Linked DNA regions of Homo sapiens: region 2 is linked to region 1. A link is a contact called in ENCODE Hi-C data. All regions are on one chromosome and are shown on one strand. The core of a region is the stretch at or near the end of the contact, and the rest is flanking DNA. Distances in the headings are between cores, read along the strand shown. Region 1 overlaps STX7 (syntaxin 7). Region 2 holds the start of MYB (MYB proto-oncogene, transcription factor).

What was found. A loop is a pair of places that touch in the nucleus more often than their neighbours do. Pooled maps may share reads with other maps.
Region 2: a loop to region 1 is called in a map with no recorded cell type, with 16 times the contacts of the local background. The contact joins the promoter of MYB here to the enhancer-like site in region 1. A Hi-C loop is called at or near these places in 4 of 37 single-sample maps with no recorded cell type and 3 of 50 pooled maps.

The regions. Positions count from the first base shown.
Region 1 is chr6:132,496,366-132,500,530 of GRCh38, forward strand. All of the region lies in intron 2 of STX7 (syntaxin 7), which reads right to left. Among named protein-coding and RNA genes, the nearest start is that of STX7, 15 kb to the right of the region's middle. RefSeq lists an enhancer at 2,725-2,934. Within about 2 kb of position 2,351, at least 4 of the 41 ENCODE cell types and tissues checked have a DNase peak (open chromatin) inside an H3K27ac peak, as active enhancers do.
Region 2 is chr6:135,179,623-135,183,787 of GRCh38, forward strand. MYB (MYB proto-oncogene, transcription factor) reads left to right here and starts at 1,686. Exons shown (of 16, transcript NM_001130173.2): 1 at 1,686-1,914. The coding sequence starts at 1,892. RefSeq lists silencers at 805-914, 1,355-1,404, 1,475-1,694, 1,755-1,804, 2,854-2,933 and 2 more and an enhancer at 4,014-4,165.

The DNA.
Region 1 (4,165 bases), core at 1,101-3,600:
TCATAGCTATTCTCATTTCTATTCACCAATTTCCTTCAATACAAAATTTTGTTAATTCTGACAGGATACAAACCTCTGTGCCCCAGCTTTCCCATCTCCTAACACTTAAAAATAATACATAAGCCTTGGTGGAACTCTAGCTAGTCTTGAGTGTGATGGCTTCTTCAATTATGGGATTTTATGAGCATGCATTATGGATTCAGATATGGCAATCAGCCTCTTAACAAAACATAGAATAATCTTGTACCTGTTAGAAGAGTTTCGGGACTCTTAAAAAACTTTGGTTAGAATTATTGCCTGTTAAAGTTTGAAGAGACCATAACCTAGCCCACAGAAAATACACATGAGAAAACCATGTCTTGGAAGGTTCGAGAGCTTACTCAAGGTCACACCGCTATTTGGATCTGATTTCAGGAAATGTACATGCAATCACATACAGCTTGCTTGATTAGAAATGTTTCCGATTATCTCATTGATTTCTTTAGCTCAGCTACACTCTAAAAACTCTGATTCTAATCAGAGAATTGCAAAGTAAATCATGAGAAACCTATGACTAAAATGAATAAAAAGCTGTAAACATCAAATGTTGACAAGGACTTTGAGCAGCACAAACTCTGATACACTGGCTGTACTCATATCTGGTACAACCACTTTAGGACACTGTTTAGCTGTTATCCACAAAAGCTGAACATAAACATATCCTATGAGCCAGTAACCCAATTCCTTCACATACATGCACCAAAAGAACATATAAGAATGTTCTGGGAAGCATTGTTCATCCTAGCAAAAAATAAAAACAAAATCAAAAACTGGAAACACTACAACCAGTAGAAAGAATAAATAAATTGTAGTATGTTTAAATATGGAATACTATACAGTAACGAAAACAAATGACCTGCAGCTGCATGGATGAATCCCACAAACATAATGAAAGAAGCCCAACATAAAATAATTCTATTTGATTATTGATTCTATTAGATTAAAAAAAGGAAAATTAATCAATGATGTTAACAAAGTCAGGACACTGGTTATCTCCGAAGGGCATGAAGGGGTGTAAGCACAAGAAGGTTTTAGGGGACTAAGGAATGTTCTATTTCTTGACATTTGTGGTAATACAATAGAAAATTCATTCAGCTATACACAAATAATTTGTCTAGTACTCAATGTATACATTATACTTCCATTTTTAAAAAGTCTGAAAAAGCAAGCCTGTGTTTACTTATGTGATGTATTTTGATATATTGATTCTGCTGCTTTTAAAAACATGAGTTTCTCTGTGTGTTCTCAAGACATTTTTCTATGTTGTTTGTGTTTGGGCAAGGATGAATGGCCCTTGTGAAAATGCCTACTCTGGTTTACCTATATGATAGGTACCTTATACTTATAAACCCACAAAGGCTTGCTTATCCTTATACTATACATCACAGCTAGGAGTATGTCTGACAGAAAATATGGAGAAATGATAGAAGGTAAACAGGCATAGATGTTGCTAATAAAAATGTCACTTTTGAACATCTCAATCCAAAGTTTGAAAACTAAATCTAAGCCTTTCTAAGAGGCATGGTGATCTTCTAGACCTGTGATAACAAACGATTTTGTTTGCCTGCCAACTCCAGTCTACTGGGAATGGTTGCCTGGAGCCTTGGGTTGAAAAAGACTGGATGGCATGCTAGGCCAGCAACAGAGAATACTGTCTATGCCATGGGTAAAAGATGGAGCATGGGTGGCACAAGGGCCTTGTTGACTGTTACGGAGTCAACGCTTTCTCTCATAGGATACAAATATTTTCTTAATCATTTTAAACTGTCTACAGAGCCTGTAATAAAGTCATAGTTTGTTATAACTATTTACCAGTTTTATTATTTTAATATAATTAAATTTCTAATTTATTTTACATGTAAGCATTTACAATATTTAAATATTTTATGCTTAATATAAATTATATCATTATAATATGGTTTAAATGCTTTACTGGTGAAACAAATTCAAAAGACTGCAGATGGTCTTAAACCAAAAAAATGGTTTAAAAATATTTTTGACTGCCATTTTCCTTTTTTGGGGGTATAAACTAAACCATAAAACTTAATATTTTATAAGTGTTTATTTCATCAAAACTAATGTGAAAATAAACTTTCCCACTGCAACACTCAAGAAGACTTTAGCTTTAGTTTAACAGATGCTCATATTCTAATTACAGGTTACCTTACTTACAGCATCTTCTCTTTAGGTTTCTTTTGTAAAATCAGATAATTGTACTGACACAATTTCAAAAGTTGCAAATGTAGTGTGAAGAGAACCTAAATGTGGTGCAAAGTATCATTTTATTCAATCGCACCCAGTATTATTAGCATTACCAAATGGGGAAAAAAGTGAACTGAAATTTCACACTTCTGCCTTTCACTTCCACGTGATTTCTGCATAGCCCTTATCAGTACACATACTTGACAGTAGTTAGATTTTTAACAATACTTTATCTAATCTAAACTCCCCTTCATTTAGACATTGAATCTCAGAATTAGAAAAAGTACAGTGATGACTGGTTTCACTAAATTCATGGCCCCAAATCTTAAATGTATACTCAACACATTTGCTAAACCCCCTTCTTTCCCGCCCATTCTCTATCTGATGACCTTGCTTCCCATTTCATTTAAGAACAGACCCACTCAAACAGGAAATCTCCCATGTTTGCCCACCATGTTTCCATCTGTACCACACGTAGCCTCACCTCTATACGGTGGATGAAATGTGAACTTGCTAGTGGTCCATTCCCATGCCCTCACTTTCAAAACATTTCCTTTGCAATTATACGCTTACCAGAATTTCTCTGTTGCAGTGTAAAATGGAACCCTTTCTTTGATCCTCTTTCTACTTTCATAGCAGAGTCTGCTAGTTGCCTACTAAATATTGATTCTCTCATCCTTCTTTCTCAAATAGAATAATCCCCAATTTTAGTGAGCACACTGAAATCCTGCTAAGATGTTTTCAGCCTCTCTGGCAGCTAGGTGTAGCCACCTGATCAATGACATAAGCAGAGATGAGGAGAAAATCTGGAAAGTCTCTTTAAAATGGAAAGAGTGGGTGCTTCTCCTTCCCTTCCTCCATCTACACTTGCAATATGGCTATGAGAATGTTCTTTTCAAAGTCACCAGTTTACCAAATCCAATTATCTGCTTTTATCTTAGTCTCTCAGCAGCATTAGGGAGAGATAATGCCTCACTCATTCTTGAAACATTCTTTAATTTCTAGAAATCTACCACATCTTGATTTTTATCTTACCTCACAGGTCACTCCTTAGATTCTTCATGCTACCTTCCTGATTTCCACATTTTTTAATGTTCCAGGCCTCTTCTCTTTCCTCACTCTTACGTGATTACTTTACACCTATGGTTTTAAATACCATTTATACTCTGAGGACACTCTGACTTCCAAATTCCTGTATCTAAAGTAGATGTTTGATATCTCCACTTAGATATCTAAATGATATCTCAAAATATACTTAGTCAAAACAAAACTCTCCCCTACTTGTCCTGAACTGTAGTCCCTCCCGTTTCAGTACACACTTGCCACCACCTAGTCGGTTGCTCAATGCAAAAACTATGGAGTCATCTTTAACTCCTTCCTTCCTCTACCATCCCTACCCACATGCATCAGCAAGTCCCGCTGGCTCTACCTCCAAAACACACTCATTGCTTCTCTCCATCCCCACTGCCATCACCCTGGTGCAAGCCAGCATCCGAGCTCTCCCCAGACCTCTGTGATGACCAGCATACCTCCCTGCTATTCCCTCAATGTCTATTTTCTAAGCAGCAGCCAAAGTAATTTTTTCACAGTGTAGATCTGATTATGTCTCTCCTCTGCTTAAATGCCTCCAGTGATTTCCACTGCCTCTTAAAATGAAATCTAAACTTCCTGAACCACCTGCAAGGCCCCAGCTGACCCGCCAGACCCCTCTGGTTTCATCTCCTGGCACTCTTGCCCCAGATGCTGTGCTTCAGCCACACTAGCTTTTTCCCTTTTCCCTATTTTCTGAGTATTTCAAGCCCAGGTCTGCTTTTGAATTTTTAATGCTAGTTATTCCTTCTGTCTGAAATGCCCTTTCTCTGAATCTTCTCACTACCAGTCCCTCCTCATCCTCATTCAAAGACCATCTAAAGTAAAGGTAGCT
Region 2 (4,165 bases), core at 436-2,935, 2.7 Mb after region 1:
GGGTGGTTTCTAGATGTTTATTCTAGATATTTTTAAAAGATTTTGTTTATTTTTGATGTGAAGAAAGAAAATTATTATAGAATCTAGAAATAAATATTGGCTTTAAAAGTATTAATTTGCCTTGTCCTTTGTAATTGTGATCCGAAATATCTCACAATAATTTTGTTTCAGTGTTATTTTCTTCTCAGGAGGAAAGGAATGTTAAAACCTTACTAGCAACTAACACTTGATAAAGATTTAAACTATATAACAATTTTAAAGAAAGTCTAAAACACCAGATAGTCTTGAAACCTCGCATGCTTCACCGTTTAATAAAATTATGACTCATTTTAGTAAGAACATGCTTTTTTAGTAAGAAAAAATGCTTTCTGAGCTAAGTTTGAACTGCTGGGGCACATGGGACACCCACAAACCCAGTCAGCAGAAGTCTCAAACTCCTAAAAGATTAAAGGAAAAATACATTAGTGTGTACAGAGAATGAAAAAAAAATCCCCAATGGTTCTAATCTATAAACGGAAGTAAAACTAAAACTCCCCTAAAATCCCCCCAGTCATCAATCCTTATAAATTCAGCACTTATCTTCTTCCTTTACTTCTGGAGACCCTCATTAAACAACACGAAAGCCTTTGCTGACTTTTATCTCGTAAAATAGAGCCCTCAAATGACACTAAGCAGGGATACCGACCTCCAAAATCACAAACTGTTTTACTTCTAAAACCATGCATGCAAACGTGGGGTTTCCTGAGTTCTGCTAGGGGCGGGCTGTCTGGACCCCCGTGTATTTTTTTTTTTTTTTTTTTTTTTTTTTTTTTTTTGCAGGTGTGCAATCCAGGGTGCGCGCTCTGTGCAGGGAGGGGAGCAAAGGTGTGCGGTGGGCACCGCCTGGGCCGGGCGGGGCGGGGTGGGTGGGGCCCGGGTGTGTGCTGGGGTGAGAGTGAAGGACATGTGACAATACGACGGTGGCGGCTGCAGGATCCGGGAGGGGAGTGAAAGCTCCGCTGGGGCGCTCCATTAGTGAGCGGTGATGGTTGCCGCCCACTTGTATTGAAGCGTCCTTTGTCACTAACAAGTTAAATTAGAGATGTTATTTATTTAAGAAGAAGGAAAAAAAACCCTAGCCAAACAGCCTATGAATACATATGCTCACATCCCCTACTCCTCCAACTCCTAATTTCCCCGTCTCCAGAGGGCACAGTTGTAAACCTTGACGAAAATCCAATCTTCTGTGCGGGAATTTCCCCCCACCGCTTGCCGCCCCCGCGACAGTGAGTGGGAGCTGGAGGAGCTCTGGTCCCGCTGCCCGGGAGCACGCGGAGCCGGGCGACCGCGGTGCGGCAGCCAGGGAGGAGGGGAGGCGGCGGGACTGGGCGCGGGTCGGCGCCGCCGCGACCCGGGAGCGGGGTTTGCTCAGGAAAAGGCGCCGTCGCGGCCCCCGGCCACCCCTCCCTGGCCCCGGGCTCCCTGCCCGCGCGCCTCCCGGGCCTCGCGGCGCGCTAGGCGCACCGCGGCGGCGCGAGCGCCGAATGGGAGCGGCGACCCGGCCAGCCCGGCAGCCCCGCGGGCGGCAGCCAGGGCGACCGCGGAGGCGGCGGGCAGGGCGCGTGCGCACTGCAGGGGCGCCAGATTTGGCGGGAGGGGGAGTGTCCAAAGCTCTTTGTTTGATGGCATCTCTGTTTACAGAGTTTACACTTTAATATCAACCTGTTTCCTCCTCCTCCTTCTCCTCCTCCTCCGTGACCTCCTCCTCCTCTTTCTCCTGAGAAACTTCGCCCCAGCGGTGCGGAGCGCCGCTGCGCAGCCGGGGAGGGACGCAGGCAGGCGGCGGGCAGCGGGAGGCGGCAGCCCGGTGCGGTCCCCGCGGCTCTCGGCGGAGCCCCGCGCCCGCCGCGCCATGGCCCGAAGACCCCGGCACAGGTAACGGGGAGCCGGGCGGGCGGCCGAGGGCGGGGGCGCGCGGGGGCGCGCGGGGCGCCAGGCTCCCGGGAGCAGGTGGGAATTCGTTCCGGGATCATCTGAGGGGCTGTCAGACCCTCCGAGGACCTGGAGCCCCTGCCTCGGCAGCAGAAGCCGCTCCAGAGACTGATGAATGGAAGAGTCTTTGCGGGAAATGTATCCGGACGTTGGGAAGCACGCCCTGCGGCTCATTTTGCAAGTTGCATGGGGATACATTTTTCTTTAGGGGGAAAAAGAAAGCACGTTCCAGCCGAGGGCAGAGCGGTGCCCACCAGCCCCGGGGAGCCCACCAGGTGCCTGGCTTGATGCCGCGGGTGTCGGCGAGGGATCCGCAGCGTAATTGCTGGATGCATTGAGATATGTTTGGACTTGGAAGTGCAGAGCATATGGCAGATACAGGGAAAATGCTGGATTGTTTAGTAGCTGCAGGTAGTTCATTTAAATTTCATTCATTCTTTATGGAGGCGAGGACCAGTGTCAGCTGACAGGCGGCTGAAAAGCAGATTTTAGGGGGATAAAGGGGTCTCTACTTTTGCAAATTGTCTTAAGACCTGGTTTTGGAGGTTCGAATCATTTTTCTCTGAAAGGCTTTTACTTCCACTGCAAACATTGCACGCGCACCCACACGCGCCGCCGTCGCACATGTCACTGCACTTAGGGAGGCTCGCCGGGAAGATGGGTGCAGTCCCTTCACATTTTTGGCCGGACAGATGGGAAGAGGGAGAGGAGGAGGAGGAGGGAAATCCTCGTCCGAACTGTCAGTTGCTCGTTCCCCAGTCTCCACCGGCCTCTGGACTTTCCCAGCAGCACACGCCGGGGCTCCCTGCGAGCGGCGGGTGCCAGGGCTAGCTCGGCAGCCGTCGCAGTCGCCACTCGGCTCAAGGGGACAGAGGCCGGCAGCACCCAAGGCCGCTGCCGCGCAACCGGGACGCGATCCCCGCGGGCTCTGCCCCCAGGCGAAAGGTCCCTGCGCGGCGCGCACACGTGGATGCGGCTGAGGTCGCCGCGCCTTCTCGCACCCTCCTTCAGCCGCCTTAGGTCGCCCCGGCCGAGGCGCGGTGACCGGACAGACCCTCGCGAAGGAGTTCTAAGGCGAAGTCCATGGAGGCAAAGCAAATCCATTCGCCTTTCCTTAGATTGTTTGATTTTCTCCTACTGGTTTGTTGTTGAGCCTGCGGGCGCTGGTCCCCGCGCGGCGCTGGGAAGTTGCAAAGAGCGTGGGTGGAGACCCTGCAGCAGCACCCGCGGGCTGGGCTGGGCGGGGAGCAGCGCCGGGGCTTGGTTGGGCTCTGGGGACGAGAGGGCGACTTGGGGGAGCTCCGGGCTCCCTATGCCTACTCCGGAGCCTGGCCGCGCAGGACGGTGTGCTGCCCCTCGAGGGCTCCACTTTTCGCCTTTAGGACTTCACAGGACAGCTACCGGGGTCATCTGTTTTTTTTTTTTTTTTTTTTTTCGAGAGCTGAAACTGGCAGCAGGAGGAGGGAGTCGGGCAGGGGTGCTGGGAGGAGGCGCGGCAGCGGCTCCGCGCCCCGAGGTCTCGGCCGCCCCCGCGGGGCGGGGCCGCGCAGGTTCCCTGAGGCTCCAGGTAGCCCAGAGGGGAGGCGGCTGGGAGGGGCGGGAGCCTTGAACCTGCCTCAGGGGAAGAGAAACCCGACTGCGGGCTCGGAGCCGTTTCTTGCAAGGGCGAGCGTCAACTCGGCAGGGATTATATTAACCAGGTCAGCGAAATGAGTTTGAACCCCTCCGAATCACAGTAGCGGCCACAAGGCACTTCCTCCCGCTCCCCTCCCTCTTCCTAACCCCCAGCACCTCTTTTCTTTTTCGTTTCTTTGCACGGTTTGTTTCCTTGACAGAATGTAACATTCATAGTTGTACTCTTGTAACCACACCGGGTCTAGCAGGTGGGGAGTCGAGTGCATCAACCCTGAAATCAGCCTTTGAAAATCCTCTGACTGTTGGGTCTGAGATCTTGTCAGAGCAGATAAAGGAAAAGTTATTTCAGGTTCCTTAGTAGAAATTAATCATGCTTCTAGGACGACTTAGAGCAAGCAAATCGCATGCAAAGTTCAAAGGCGAGCCTGGGTGGCCAGCCTGGCAGGGAAACTCAGGAGCTGGGCGCGTGAGCAGCCCCGGACTCGCCCTGCTGCGTCCTGGCCCCTTCAGGTCCTGCAGAAGTCACTCTCCACCTTGCCCCCAAGACCTTAGTTTTGCA